3 separate regions of the Homo sapiens genome follow, and regions 2 and 3 are each linked to region 1. Evidence: chromatin contacts called from ENCODE Hi-C or POLR2A ChIA-PET data. All regions are on one chromosome and are shown on one strand. Each heading gives the region's core, a stretch centred on a gene start or an enhancer-like site at or near the end of the contact. The rest is flanking DNA. Distances are from core to core; before and after follow the strand shown. Region 1 holds the start of UGP2 (UDP-glucose pyrophosphorylase 2). Region 2 holds the start of LINC01800 (long intergenic non-protein coding RNA 1800). Region 3 overlaps LINC02245 (long intergenic non-protein coding RNA 2245).

Region 1 (4,630 bases), core at 2,009-4,508:
ACAGATTATCAACATCATGCACCTTGAAGGGATATTCCAGAGTAGTATCTTATGAAAAAAAGGATTAAAGATACACATACTTGCCCAGAGAAAGCAATTTTTCAATGACTGAAATATATAAAGGGAAATAGGTAACTGCTTTCTAAGCATGTCTTTGCTCCATGGCCATTAAGAACTCCACCTCTTTCTTTCCTATCTCCACAGGATTTGTCAAGTGAGGTTGTTCTTAGTGGCTCTGAGAGAGTGGGAAGCTCGCTTACAAAGTGTTTGTGGGTTCAAAATTTAAATTTATACCGATGTATAAAGAAATTTCATTTTATAAGTACTGTTTGGAAATATTTGGAAACTAAGCTTCTAGAGTGCTACTTCTCTAAGAACTAGTGACTGAGTAGTTACAGATGTAGCCCCTGAAGATGGGTAGTTAGTTACTTTTTGGAGAGTTCTTGAGGCAGCAAGTGTACAACAACCTTTGGTACTATATCTCAATATTCAATCACTCATAAATCAAGATGCCATTCTTAGATATTAACAAATGCTCTTGCTGCAATTAAAACCCATTTCCTTTTTAATCTTCCATGAAGGCAGAAAATACAGTAACTGATCATCGTTTCTTATAATAAACCTTGTATAATTAAAAACTCGCCAGGCGCGGTGGCTCACGCCTGTAATCCCAGCACTTTGGGAGGCTGAGGCAGGCGGATCACAAGGTCAGGGGTTTGAGACCAGCCTGGCCAACATGGCGAAACCCCGCCTCTACTAAAAATACAAACATTAGCCAGGTGCGGTGGCACGAGCCTGCGGCCCCAGCTACTCGAGAGGCTAAGGCAGGAGAATCGCTTGAACCCGGGAGGCGGAGGTTGCAGTGAGCCTAGACTGTGCCATTGCACTCCAGCCTGGGCGACAGAGCAAGACTCCGTCTCAAAACAAAAACAAAAACAAAACAACAACAACAAATAAATCTCTTCATTGTCCTTCATCTTTTGCAGGCTAAGTAACCCTACGTGGCCCAAATCTTTCGGTAGTATTTTATTTTGGTACTAATGCTCATTGGTAAAGACTGCTTTTTCAGTGCTGGAACAATTTTTGTACTGTATACAAAGGATGTAGAGATTTTGTTAAGATCTTCAGTCTCCAAATGCTGTTATTAAACTGTAGACATCTGGATTTTAGACACTTGTTTTGTCTGGGGAAAATTCGTTTTACGGCCGAGAGGTTTTTGAGTGTAATCTTTTTGGATTTCATGTAAGAAACACAGTACCAATGGTTGTCATTCTCTAGTATAACAATTTTTCACTAGCCTTTTCTGTGTTGTTTGTTCTAATAACATTTCCATATAAAGACGTAGAACCAAAAAATCAAAGTTCCTTTGTTTAGACAATGAGTCATTAAAAAATTCTCACTTTACCTTGGTTGATTAGTGCTGCCCAAAGCCTCAAACTCTTCTGTAATTACCGTACTTGTTTATTGAAGGCACTTAAGAGAAGGCGCTGGCAAATCATCTGCCCTGGTGCGGGCTATTTGAGTCTTAAAGTGGAAATGCAAAGTCTGAAATGCACTCGCTGCCAGGCACACTGAGTCTTAGATGCAGGTGGGGTTGACGGTACCAGGTGTGATTTGACAAGCCGTGGGCTGGCCCTGTAACAGTCCCCAGGCTAGTGTCAAGTTCCGTGTAACATCCTCTTTCCTTGAGGACTTCAAGAATCTACCAAAAGAAAAGCATCTCTTGAGGAGTAACTTAGGCCAGTTCCACGTTGAAGAGAAAAGTAAACGCCTATCACAGCAGCTCTACAGGATTAGGAACCGGGGCAATGGGGATGGTGGTGGTTCCGGTGAGGGAGCCTTCACTTGTCACTTTCTTCAATGCCTAAACCCTCCTTTTGTTAGCTGGCCCACACAGGCCAATGCCTACTCCCTAACGCATCCTCACCCTCCCCCAACCAGATGTGATGAGGGGAGCAAGCGTCCCCTGAGAAGCGTCTGGGCTCCCTCGGGGCAGCTGCGGTGGGGAGCTCCGGCTCTATCCGCAGGGCTTTCTTTAGTCCCTAGTCAGCGGGAATATTTTTACTGATTGGAAAAATAACCAGTCGTGCTCAGGTGCTCTCCCTCACTGAGATATACTGGCGAGGCTTCCCTGGCCGCAACGCCGCCGTAAGTGCTGCTCCCACGCGCGGTATCCCCGCGTACTGCTCAGTGCCCAACTCCGACGGGCTCTCAAGTGCCGCAACGCCCCGCCCCTTGCCACCTCCACACGTCTCATTGGCCAGAGCCTGCGTCCGCCTCGGCTCCTGACTGGCGGCTGCGCCTGTCGGTCCGTGCGGCAGGGACATTTCCGCATTGAAGGGGCTGCTCCGAATGGAGGGGGAGGGGAGGTGTTTAGGAGAAAGTAGGGGCTGTGGGTGTCGGGAGCCGGCTGACGGGTGGACAAGGGGGGGTTAGCAGCTGGGCTGCGACCGTTAGGGAGGGGCTCAAGGTGTGCATGTGTGAGGGAAGAGAGAGAGAGAGAAGGGCGCCTCAGAGGTGACTTTCAGCCTGCGAGCCTTCTTCCCGGGGCGCCATAAACGCCCCCAATTTCCCAGCTGCTAAAGGAAGAGGAAGGTGGGTCTCGCTGGCGGCTTGAGGAGGGGCGGGGTTGGGCTTCCGGCGACCCCCTGGATGAGTGTGTTTCCCGCTCTCGCTGGCCCGCTGTGTGGTCTCGGAGGCGGAATTTGGGCTTCTGAGGAGCGCAGGGCAGGCGGGGCGAGAATATGTACGGGAAGGGTCGGTGCCCTCCCTTGGGACTCCCGCGCCGGTGCACGGGTCTGCCTCTAGCCGGTGACCCCTTAGTGTCCGCTGCGGGGGAGGGGCAGCGTAGCCTTCGGCCCCTACCGAGAAAAAGCTGCGGCCGGGTTTCACTGCTCGAGGCGGGAAGGCGGGGAGCTGAGGCCCCGACCGGTCGGCCAGCCAGAGCGTGGAATTGGTAGCGCCTCCTAGTCCCAGGATGTTTATGGCTGGTGAAAATGGTTGCACTGCCCCCGCTGGCCGGCCTCGCCCGCCTCCCCGACCCCTGCTTGGGCGGGAGCCGCTGTTAACCGGGGTTTTCGGGGGAGGCGTTTGGGGCCTGGACGGCGGCGCGGGGAGGGGGCAGCTAGGGGCGCGGCCTGCCAGTGCCTCCTGCAGTACAGCCCTGGAGGGCGTGGGGACTTGGGGGCGGTGAAATAGCCGCTGTAGGTCCGCCTCTTTCATTGAAGAAATTTAAGTTCGTGTGGTTTTACCTTTTCCGGGAGTCTCCAGCTGGCCCTCATTTGTGTCCGGAGCTCAGGAGTTCCCAAACCGACTCAGTCGCACCAAGTTTCCGTCTTTTGGAATTGGGGAAGGAGTTTCTTTCTTTCTTTTCTTTTTTCTTGAGCCAGTTTTAATCGCTTTGAATAAATACTCCCTTAAGTAGTTAAATATAGGAGGAGAAAGAATACATCGGTTGTTAAAGCAGGAGAGGAAGAGAGACCTGCCCTGTAGCGTGACTCCTCTAGAAAAAAAAAAAAAAAGCCGGAGTATTTTACTAAGCCCCTAAAATGTCGAGATTTGTACAAGGTAAGAAATGCTGCTGCTTATATCCCGAGTTGCTTCAGGCAAATTTGGGTACTGACAGTGGAGAGGTTGGTGGGTGGTTTGGAAGTGGAAATGTTCATTTGAGATAACATTTGCGAAACCCTTTTCGTTGAATTGTCATCTGAGCTGCCTTGAGCTGCTGGGTTGACGTTCCAGACGCGTATAATTTATGCTCCTGTACCCTGCTGGGTTTAGTTTTGCCTCCCTGAAATCAGGTTAGTAGTACCGTCGCTTTCCTGGATAGTGGCTGTAAGTGATAAAACAGGATTTTTGGCTGCTAATTAATCCTTGTTCTCTTTTCCTGGTCTGTGTCAAGGTACCTGTGCGTGCACGCAGACGGGAAGGGCTGGGGAAGCGGGAGGACTGAGAAAAGCCGGGTGGGTTTTGCCGGGACTGTTGGGGAAGCTTTAGTGTTCTCCGCTTCTACTTCGTTTGTGTGTACGTGGTTTGCGTCTCAGATTCACTTATTGCGAAACTGGGAGTAGCCCGAAGAAGCTGGAGGTCATTTCAGCTGGAGAAATGACTTTGCTGCATTGCTGTGTTTATTTTTTCCTTTTTTGAACTATGAAAAGATGATTAAGGTTCCTTTGAAGTTTGAAAACTGCTCTCTAAATTCCACATGTGTATTTAAAAAGGGTTAGGGAATGCCTCAACTGAGATTATCAGTAACGTGTATATGAATGCATGTGTGTACGGTGTACTCACTGAAATTGGTGCTGGCATAAACCTTTGACACCAGTTTGTAGCATGAGATTTGCCTTCTGGTATGCAAGTAAACTCTTTCCTTGTAGACTCCAGTGTGTGAAAGCTTCAGCCATCTTGATGAACACACAGCTAGTAAAGTTCACAAACACTTATTATGCTTCCTGATAAATGTAGGTGTACTTTTGGAAAAAAAAAGTTGTGTCAGTAATGGCCATCATTTGACCCTGGGAATAAAAATGCCCTACTGAGTTCTACATCGCTTTATTAACTCTTCTTTAAATTTTGTGTAGTAGATTAAAGTAAGAGAATTCGACTGCCTGTGTTATTATCGAAACAGATC
Region 2 (4,927 bases), core at 734-3,233, 1.0 Mb after region 1:
GATGGACTCAATTCAAATTTCTGGCCATAAATTTCAAACAGGCATTTGAACTGTTGGACAATCCTACTACAGTTACTTAGAAAATTCCTTTTCCCTCTCCGCAGTGCAATAATGTCACACTTTCTCCTCTCTCTGCATATTCTCAACTCCCCTTCCTCTTTCATTCTCACTGTAACCTCAGACTATCCTTCATAGAGAAAGTAGGTACGATCTGTTGCCGGATCTTCCTACCTCCCTCCAAAGCCACCAGAATGCCTATAGCTCTGCATTCTCTCCACCCACCACCCATGGCCGAGCCCTCCATCTGTGCCCTGGGCCCCATCCCCTTTTGCCAGCACAATTATCCCCTTTCTGTTGTGTTCATCAATTTCTTCCTTCCTACCAGAGCCTTTCCATGGAAGTTAAATGGGACTTAAAAAGCTCTAAAGCCTTAGCCTCATATCCCCTTCTTGCTATTATACCATGTTTCTGCCCCTCTTTAGAGTGACTGTTCCTGAAAGAGTTGTCTACACACTGACATCTCCACCTCCACACTTCTCATTCTCACTTCCACCCACTCCAACTGGGCTTTTAGCCCTAGTTGTCTGTTTTAATAGCTCTTATCAAGGATGCCAATGACTGACATCTTAAGGTCACATTGGTGGCCAGTTCACCATCCTCTATTCATCTGGCCTGTCAGTGGCACTGAATGCGTTTGACCACTCTCTCTGTGGAAGACTGAATTATGGGTCCTATTTCTTGTCCTGCCTCACTCTATCCCTATCCCCTTCAATCCGACTCTGCAGTCCCTCCCGCTAGATGTAGACTATACTGTACTTTCTTGCCCCTTGACTTTGGGCGTGGCTGCATGACCCCTTTTGGCCAATGGAATGTAGGAGGAGGTGACATGGTGCCAGTTCCAAATCTAGGTCTTTAGAGGCATTTTATGTTTCCACCTGCTTTTTTGTGCCTATTATCACCATGGGAGAAAAATGTGCCCTAGCTGGCCTGCAGGTACAAAAAGAGTGAGGGACATGTATGCAGAGCAGGCTCAGCCCAACGGTGGCTTAGAGCTGCCCAGCCAACATCAGCCTCATCTAGCCAACCTCCAGCTGACTCACAGCTTTGTGAATCAAATAAATATTTACTGTTATGCCATTGAGATTTTTGTGGTTGTTTGTTACCTAGCAATAGCAGACTGATACATCCTCTTTCTCAAAATACTTCCTTTGCTGAGTTCCTTGTAATCACCATCTTCTGGTTTTCCTCCAGTGTCATGGGCTGTCTTCCTCAGTCTGCTCTGCTGGGTTTTCCCCTACCAGATCTCTAAAGGTTGGAGTGGCATCAGTCTCAGCCATCTGCTACCTTCTTTCTTGACTCTCTCCCTAAGTGGAATTATTCTGGCCTACTGCTTTGAAGACTACCTACATGCTGGTTCTCAAATTTAAATCTGAACTCCAGACTCAAAGCTGTCTACACATATTTACCTGATGTCTGATAGGTCTTGGCATGGCCCAAACACAATTATGGATCCACCTCCTACCCCCAACATAGGACTACCCAGTTAGTCCTGGGTCAGATCATCAGTAAGCCTTATCTATTCCCACCTCCAAAACTGACCCAGAAACCAGTATCACATCTCACCATCTCCATAGCCACAACTGTGGTTTTTAAAATCTCCTCCTGCCAGGACTTTTGCAATAGTATCTTAACTGTTTTCTTCACTCCCCACCTTCTAACCCTCCAAAGGCTTCCCACTGCAACAAAATAAAACCCACACTTCTTACCTTGATCCATGAGGACTCAGCTACCTATGTTCCCAAGGCCCCTCTATTCTTCTTGCTCACATTGCTCCAACCACGTTGGCCTTCACGGTGTTTCTTAAGCATAAGGAGCACATTTCTGCCTCAGGGCTTTTGTTTTTACTTGCCTTTCTGCTTGCAGCACTCTTCCCCAGATCACCACATGGCTGCCTCCTTCCCACCCAGAAGGTCTCGAATGCCACCTCCTCAAAGAGACCTTCCCTGGCTAAATAAAACAGCACCCATCAACCTACCACACACACGGATGCACCCACATGCACACACACACACCCCTCTACCACAATACTCTAGTTTAGCTTCCTTTTTTTGTTATTTTTAATTTTCTTTTGCAGAGGCAAAAGAAGACACTTGCTGCCCAGGCTGGTTTTGAGCTCCTGGCCTCAAGTGATCCTCTTGCCTTGGCCTCCCAAAGTCCTGGGATTATAGGCGTGAGCCATGAGTCTACTCTGTTTCTCCCATTAAAATATAAAATCCTTAAGAACAGGTATTTGTCTCAGTCTCTGATGTATTACCAGGGCCTAGAACATGTCTTGTACATAGTGGACTTTCAATAAATGCTTGTTGATTGACTGACTGATGCTAGAACTGAATAGAGAAGGGATACAATTGGCTAGATTGTGAACATGGGAATGAATGTCCCAGGAAGGCAACTGCAGAAAGGCTGGAGAATTCAAGATACAGTATATCCAAGGGGTTATGAGGGGCCAGGCTGGCTACAGGAGAGAATTCATGGGGAATGAGGGAAGAAACTTCTGCATGGTGGAAAGACTTAAATGCCATCACTCCCAGTCATTGGAGATCGTGGGTGCCCCTGAGGGTTACAGATCAAGGACGTGATATGTTGAAAGCACAGGTTTTAGGATGATTAGTAGGGTTGAAAGGTATGCATTTCTGAGTGTCCTTAACTATGTGTCTTCCCTTGGGATCCCAGAATTTTAGAAGACAAAGACATCTAGAAGAATCTGAGAGCCCAGGGGAGCCAGAGAGATTGGTCCCCTTGGATTCCAGATGCAAGAAGAAGCCATTACCCAACCTTTCAGGGACCGATACTGAGTTCCCGGTTCAGGAAGTTCTCCCTGTGTAATTAAGGATTTGCCAAGCGCACAGCCGGCATTCATACACACGTGTTAACGAGCTGGTGCCCCAGTGTCCCTGGGCTCCCTTATACCCTCCCCCGACACACACACACACACACACACACACACACACACACACACACACACACACACAGTTGCTTTCATGTACCCAGTGGCTGAACACAAGCTTCCCCATACCCCCACCCCACGGATGCATCTCTAACCCAGCTACTTGCCTTCCCAGCCCCCTCCACCCAATTCTATTGTCAGGGCTGAACAAAAGGCCCAAGGCATCCTGGGTTAAAGGATTTTTAACTCTGCCAATCCCAGGAGGCTCCAACATGAAGCAGCTTCCTGCTGGAGAAAAGTGACTGAGACATCTCCCCAGGCGACAGGGGAATTTTTTTTTTTTTTAATCTGGTCTGAAAAACAGAACCTAGCCGCCAATCAGACACTCCTCCCCCCAGGACCCCACCCCGGAGACCTCCCAGCAGTCAAATGGGCCTTGAGGTCTCTTTCCTGATGACTTCTATTTGCAGGCGTCAGGCTTGTTGCTTCCCACGTCCCCCCCGACCCCCATCAGACCGGACTCTGGCTCTCCTCTCCTCCCGCACCTCCCCCACCCCGCCCTGTGCCCGGTGGCTGCCCCCGGCGCACGGACAGTGCCCCCTCCGCCTCTCTGCTCCCCGGGAGTGCCGGCAGTGCCCGGGCAAGGCCAGAAGCCCAGGCTAGGCCCCCTCCGTGGGCGCGCCAGGTTCTGTGCCGCGTCGTCCTTCCCCTCCTTGGGCACCGGCTCTGAACCTGCCCGGCCAGAAACCGAACCCGTTTTCAGGAGGAGCGCCTGCGGGCGTGCTGGCTCCACGCGCGGCTCTCGGGGCGGCCGGGTTCGGGCGTGTGCGTTTCCAGGCGCCTCTGTCCCCAGCGGGAGGAGCGGCTGTGGAGGGGGCCTGCTGGCGGCTCACCCCAGGCCCGGAGGGTTCGGGAACTAAACCTGCATCTGGTGTCAAAACCCCTTTTTGCCCACCCTGGCACTGACGTTAAGCATGCATCTTTTTTCCCTGAAGTTTTTTTTCCGTAGAAGACATACTGGGTAAATTAGAAACATGTTTGAGAAAGGAGTGAGCGGCGAACGCTGGCATCTAAACAACACAAAAGTGCCCACGCCAGGCCACACGCCCAGGCGGCCGCGGCCTCGGCGGCGGCGCAGCGCCCCCTGGCGGCCGCGCGGGGCCCCTACCGAGCCGCCCCCGGCCGTGTCCCCTCACCTCCCCTCACCTCCCACGCTCCTGAGCCGGGAGCAGCCGGGAGGGCCAGGGAGACCCCTGCTCCCCCAAGTCAGAGCAACAGTGGGACACTTTGGGAGGAAGGGAATGAAAGGAGTCCAACGCCAAGGTCCTGGGGGATGCTTTCTGTGGTTTCGTGGCTGGCGCCGAAGTCAAGAACCTAGGGAAGGAGCCAACATAAAAGAAAACCCTTGATCCATTTTCAATGAATGCCTGAAATTCTACCAATCCAGCATCATCCCTTCACCTGCAGGCTTTGATTCCTTTTAAAATGCAAATGCCTCAAGGAAGGGGAACCCTTAAAACAAGGGCAGATGGCAGGCTACATCAAGAAATCACCAACGTCACCAAAGAGACATGATTACGCCATGATGTGTACATACTATATGGTAATGGCGTTTAATAAGCAGCGTTTAATCTTTTTTTTATTCCTGTTGTTGGTTGTCCAGGCATCCTTTTGTACTCTGACAAGCAGTGTTTCTTCAGGATGCCCCGCCCGCAGTGGCCAGACCCTCTAGTTCAGTTGCTCCAAGTTTTCTTACCCTTTGCATCCTAAACCTTTCTCCAATCATTCTACTTCCCATTCTCACAATCCTGCTTGATTGGAGGTTCACAGCATCTTATCGCTAGTCCCAATCATTGCAGTAGCCCAGTGGGAGTATCTGGATCCCTTCCATAGCACACAGGGTCCTGGGGAAGTTCAAGAGAGTCTCTCAAGTCCTTTCTGTACAATACGCAACACCACTGAATCTGTCAAGAGGCGGCT
Region 3 (4,864 bases), core at 352-2,851, 1.1 Mb after region 1:
TATTGTGATGTGTGGCAATCTAAATGACAAAATACTTTGTGGACACGGTTGGGAAGTACAGATAATGACATTACATCATGTCCATTACATAAACGAAGTGAAAAAAAGGTAGATACAAAAATAAGACTACAAATGACAGTTTGAAAAGAATGTTGTGTGTGTGTGTGTGTGTGTGTGTGTGTGTGTGTGTGTAGCAGGTATGAATAAGTCCACAAACTATATGGGCAAGACATATTTGATTCCTTTATTTCCTTTTAATCAACTTAGTCCTGCCTCTGAGCTCTCATTCATCCTGATAAAAATTTGTCCCCAGTTATTTTTAGGGTTTCCCACTGCCATGGTTGTGCTGGGGTCTCTCGTCCATAGCTGCAAAACACTGGCATTCTCCTGTGATTTTTGAGTCCATGGATACAGCCTTCTTCCACTCCACACAGTCCGTGGAAGCCCCCCATCTGGCTGGGGTACACGAATCAATCTTGGTGGGCCCGGAGACTCGATTCCTCAGAGGCACCCTCTGCAGCGTCACCCCGGAAGTCTTGCCACACCACCCACCCCCCATTCTCACCTCTCCTTTCTGCCTTCTTCCTTCTCTCCCACCTGCCCCTCAGAACACATACTCTTGAATGAGTTTAAGTTTTTCAAGAGGAAGAAGTACATCAGCCTTGCTGAAATAATCGAATAAGGGGATACCAGCAACATGGAAACCAGAAACCAGCCTGGACAACCTGGTGAAACCCCGTCTCTACTAAAAAAAAAAAAAAAATTTCAAAAATTAGCCGGGTGTGGTGATGCGTGCTCATAGTCCCAGCTACTCAGGAGGCTGAAGCACGAAAATTGCTTAAACCCGGGAGGCGGAGGTTGCAGTGAGCCGAGATCACACCACTGCACTCCAGCCTGGGCGACAGAGCAAGTCTTTGTCTCAAAGTAATAATAATAATAATAAACATTGAATGTACCTCTTCCTCAGGGAAAGGAGGTTAAATAAAGCTGGATTTCCATCTGAAAAGGGAGATAGAGGGGAAATATGGACAATAACATATGAAGTAAGAGTCAGAAAAAAATCTGTACATGTAAATAGATGTATATGGAATCACCTCATAATGTCACGGTGATTGTTTATGGAGAGTGAGGTTGCAGGTGAGTTTTATTTTCGACCCCACCTCTGGTACTCATGACCTTTGTGTGGCCCTCTCCCACTCTGTAACAGGGCGAGTTTGGGTGACCTATAGAATACAGCAGAAGTGAAGGTTCGTCACTCCCCACTGAGGCTATATAAAGGGCTGTAGTTTCCATCTTGGACACTGTCTCTCTTGCTCTTTCTCTCACATCATTTATTCTTAAGGGAAATTTTGTCCTGAGAAGCACTATAGAGGGGCCCAGCCATGGCCTCCTGCCAACAGCCACATGAGTGAGCTTAGAACCAGACCCTAGCAGGCCACTGATGCAATCCATCTGTAGTCCCAGCTAGTTGGGAGGCTGAGGCTAGAGAATTACTTGAGCCCAGGAGTTCAAGGCAGCAGTGAGCTATGATCACAACGCTGAAAAAGCAGCAGATCCTGCAACCTGCCAAGGCTTCACATGAGAATAGCCCTGACAACATCTGGACTGCAACCTCTTGAGACTCCCTGAGTCAGAACTACCCAGCATATTTCAGACGAGACCATAAAAGAGGAAGAAAAGAACCACCTGGCTGAGCTGCTCTCAGTGATAGTGAGATAACAGATGTTTGATATTTTAAGCTGCTGGGTTTTGGAGATAACCTGTTACACAACAACAAATAACTAACACAGTATTTTCCCCGCAATTTTCAAGTTCTATATAATGTACATATATTGCCTTACAACCAGAAAAAAAATGTTTTCAAAGATCAAGTAAATCCTTCATTCCAGTGTGATACAGAACAACCTGTTCAGTTGTCTGTCTGAGTACCATCACTGCTTTGCACACCTGTACCCACTGAAGTCCATGTGGTAAGACACCAGCTACACACCAGGGAGGCCTGAACAGGGGTTGGTCTTAATTTGGTTTTGCCAGAGAACTTCGTGTTGCAAAACATCCCATAAAAAGGGATGATTCTTTTCGTGTGATGCAGGTCTTGCAAATGTAGCCAAAAATCAGTTAATTCCCTCAGGAAATTGGATAACATTTAAACCTGGTTAACTGCCTCAAACGTTGTATAAAGTAATAAATAGCATTTGACTATTACCAACAGCTACATTTTGTTTATAGAGGATTTTCTTTCTTTTATTTTTTTTTATTATTATTTTTTTTTAGAGACAAGGTCTCCTTCTGTCGCCCAAGCTGGAGTGCAGTGGTGCAATCACGGCTCATTGCAGCCTCAACCTCCCAGGCTCAAATGATCCTCCCAGCTCAGCTTTTTGGGCACCTGGAACTACAGGCACATGTCACCACACCCAGCTTGGATTTCCCAAAATTGGAAATGTACATTTTTCTTTTGAAGGTCAGTGGGCCTAGAACAAAATGTGGCATGGTAGGGAGAATGCTGTCCTTGAACCTGAAGCCTTCCCTCTGCCAGGAACAGCTCTGTGGCTCTGCAACAAGTCACTTTGCCTCTCTGGCCAGTTTCCTTATATGTAAAACAGCAGTGTTGAATATACTATCTCTAATGACTCCAAAAATTTGTTACCCTATATAGTCTTGCTTTAACCTACCATGGTATTTTGGCTCTTGAATGACAAGCCTGAGCCCCCACTCATGATGGATGTTGCACTATCCAGTATGGAGGCCACTATGTGCATGTGGCTAAATTCAAATTAATTTAAATGAACTAAAATTAAAATGTATTTCTCTGTTGCAGTAGCCATGTTTCAGGTGCTCCATAGCACCTGCAGCCAGTGGCGATGTATGACACAGCGCAGAGTTAGAGCACTTCCACCATCACAGAAAGTTCTACTGGACAGCTGCTCTAGGGCCTCACCTCTCCAAGTGTGGTCCACGAACCAGCAGCACCACATTACCTAGGAGCCCTTAGAAATGTAGACTGGGCTCAGACTGGGCACAGTGGCTCACGCCTGTAATCCCAGCACTTTGGGAGGCCAAGGCAGGCTGATCACCTGAGGTCAGGACTTCAAGACCAGCTTGGTCAACATGGTGAAACCCCGTCTTTACTAAAAATACAAAAATTAGCCAGGCGTGGTGGCAGGTGCCTGTAGTCTCAGCTACTCGGAAGGCTGAGGCAAGAGAATCGCTTGAATTCAGGAGGCGGAGGTTGCAGTGAGCTGAGACTGTGCCATTGCACTCCAGCCAGGGCAATAAGAGTGAAACTCCGTCTCAAAAAAAAAAAAGAAAAGAAAGAAAGAAAAGAAAAGAAACGTAGACTCTTGGGCCCTACCCCAGATCAGCCGAATCAGAATCTGGATTTTAACAAGATTCCCCAGTGCCTCCTGCAGGTGTGAGTTTGAGAAGCCCTGCTATAGGGAATGTTCTCTGCTGAGCAGGTGACTGGAAGGACAGAGTGGTGGTTAGATGTGTGTCCTCGGCCGGATGCAGTGGCTCATGCCTGCAATCCCAGCACTTTGGGAGGCCGAGGCTGGAGGATCACTCGAGCCCAGGAGTTAGAGACCAGCCTGGGCAACATAGGGAGACCTTGTCTTTACAAAAACATAAACAAAATTAGCCGGGCATGGTAGTGCATGCCTGTGGTCCCAGCTACTTGGGAGGCTGAGGCAGGAGGATCACTTGAGCCTGGAAGGTCAAGGATGCAGTGAGCCAAGATCGTGCCACTGCACTCCAGCCTGGGCAACAGAGTGAGACCTTGTCTCAAAAAAAAAAAAAAAAAAAAATTGTGGCCTCTGTGACCACACTCAGCGGATGTGTAGCCTGGCTACTTCTTGGCTGTGTGAACTTAGGCAAATTTCTTAACCCTTCTGGGCTCCAGTTTCCTTATTCAGAAAATAGTATCCATCTCATGGGAAACTCTGAGGCCATAACAATATAAGACAATTATCACAGTGCCTCCCTAACACACAGTAAGTGCTCTTTAAATGACAGTTTTGTTATTTTGGGGTTCTGCAAGGTTTCAGGTTTCTGACAACCCCAGGCCTTGAGATCCAATGCAGACAACAGGCCAAGAGCGGCTCTTCTCCTTTCTGCCACAGGGTGGCGCTGTGTCACAACGTCCTTTCCTCTCCCGCAGACTTGGAGCTGGCTCCCCGGCAGGAAACCAGAATTTGAGATTTCCGCTGTCTCTGTTTCCGATTACTAAGCACGACCGGGCAGCCTGGACACCGATCCAAGCATTCATCTGGCAGATAATAGGAAAACAGTCCTCAGCTTTGTATCCAGTTGGAATGCAAAAGTAAGGGTCGAACCAAGAGTTCAATAAGGGCTGTGTGAAAGTGGTCGTGGAAGCCGGAGACTCCTGATGGAGGGCTGGGGGCAGGGAAGTTTCGGATTTTCTGTATCAGCTGTGCAACGACTTGTGTTCCTTGAACCACATGTTCAAACTACAGCCCTTTGCTGGCCAAGTATATGGGTGTGTGTGTGGGCGGGGAGTCGGGGTGGGGAGCCTGTGGGAGGTGTGGGTGTGAGAAGGAGAGACAGAGAGAGGATTTTTAATGTTTTGAAACAGGGTCTTGCTCTGTTCTCAGGCTGGAGTGCAGTGGTGCAATCACAGCTCACTGCAGCCTCGACCTCCCTGGCTCAAGCAATCCTCCCGTCTCAGCCTCCTGAGTAACAGGGGCCACAGGCATGTGCCACCATGCTCGGCTAATTTTTTATTTTTGGTAGAGATGGGAGTCTCCCTATGTTGCCCAGGCTGGTCTCAAACTCCTGGGCTCAAGGGATCCTCCCATGTCAGTCTCCCAAAGTGCTGGGATTACAGGTATGACCCGCCGTTTCTGGC

The links. Hi-C counts contacts between places; a loop is a spot of excess contacts on that map. ChIA-PET counts read pairs that join two places held with the same protein, here RNA polymerase II (POLR2A). Pooled maps may share reads with other maps.
Region 2: a pooled map shows a loop between it and region 1 (4-fold over the local background). The contact joins the promoter of LINC01800 here to the promoter of UGP2 in region 1. A Hi-C loop is called at or near these places in 7 of 50 pooled maps. POLR2A ChIA-PET finds 5 or more read pairs at or near these places in 3 of 52 experiments (BJ, Caco-2 and HEK293).
Region 3: a loop to region 1 is called in a pooled map, with 10 times the contacts of the local background. The contact joins the enhancer-like site here to the promoter of UGP2 in region 1. A Hi-C loop is called at or near these places in 3 of 37 single-sample maps with no recorded cell type and 3 of 50 pooled maps.

The regions. Positions count from the first base shown.
Region 1 is chr2:63,838,638-63,843,267 of GRCh38, forward strand. UGP2 (UDP-glucose pyrophosphorylase 2) reads left to right here and starts at 3,259. Exons shown (of 10, transcript NM_006759.4): 1 at 3,259-3,567. The coding sequence starts at 3,549. It also overlaps a transcript of WDPCP not described here. RefSeq lists enhancers at 2,266-2,445, 3,316-3,365 and a silencer at 2,906-3,215.
Region 2 is chr2:64,861,648-64,866,574 of GRCh38, forward strand. It overlaps LINC01800 (long intergenic non-protein coding RNA 1800), which reads right to left and starts at 1,984. Exons shown (of 5, transcript NR_110224.1): 1 at 1,767-1,984. RefSeq lists a silencer at 3,971-4,170.
Region 3 is chr2:64,913,695-64,918,558 of GRCh38, forward strand. All of the region lies in intron 1 of LINC02245 (long intergenic non-protein coding RNA 2245), which reads right to left. Among named protein-coding and RNA genes, the nearest start is that of LINC02245, 16 kb to the right of the region's middle. RefSeq lists enhancers at 1,798-1,877, 2,791-2,980, 3,351-3,400, 4,411-4,490. Within about 2 kb of position 1,602, at least 6 of the 41 ENCODE cell types and tissues checked have a DNase peak (open chromatin) inside an H3K27ac peak, as active enhancers do.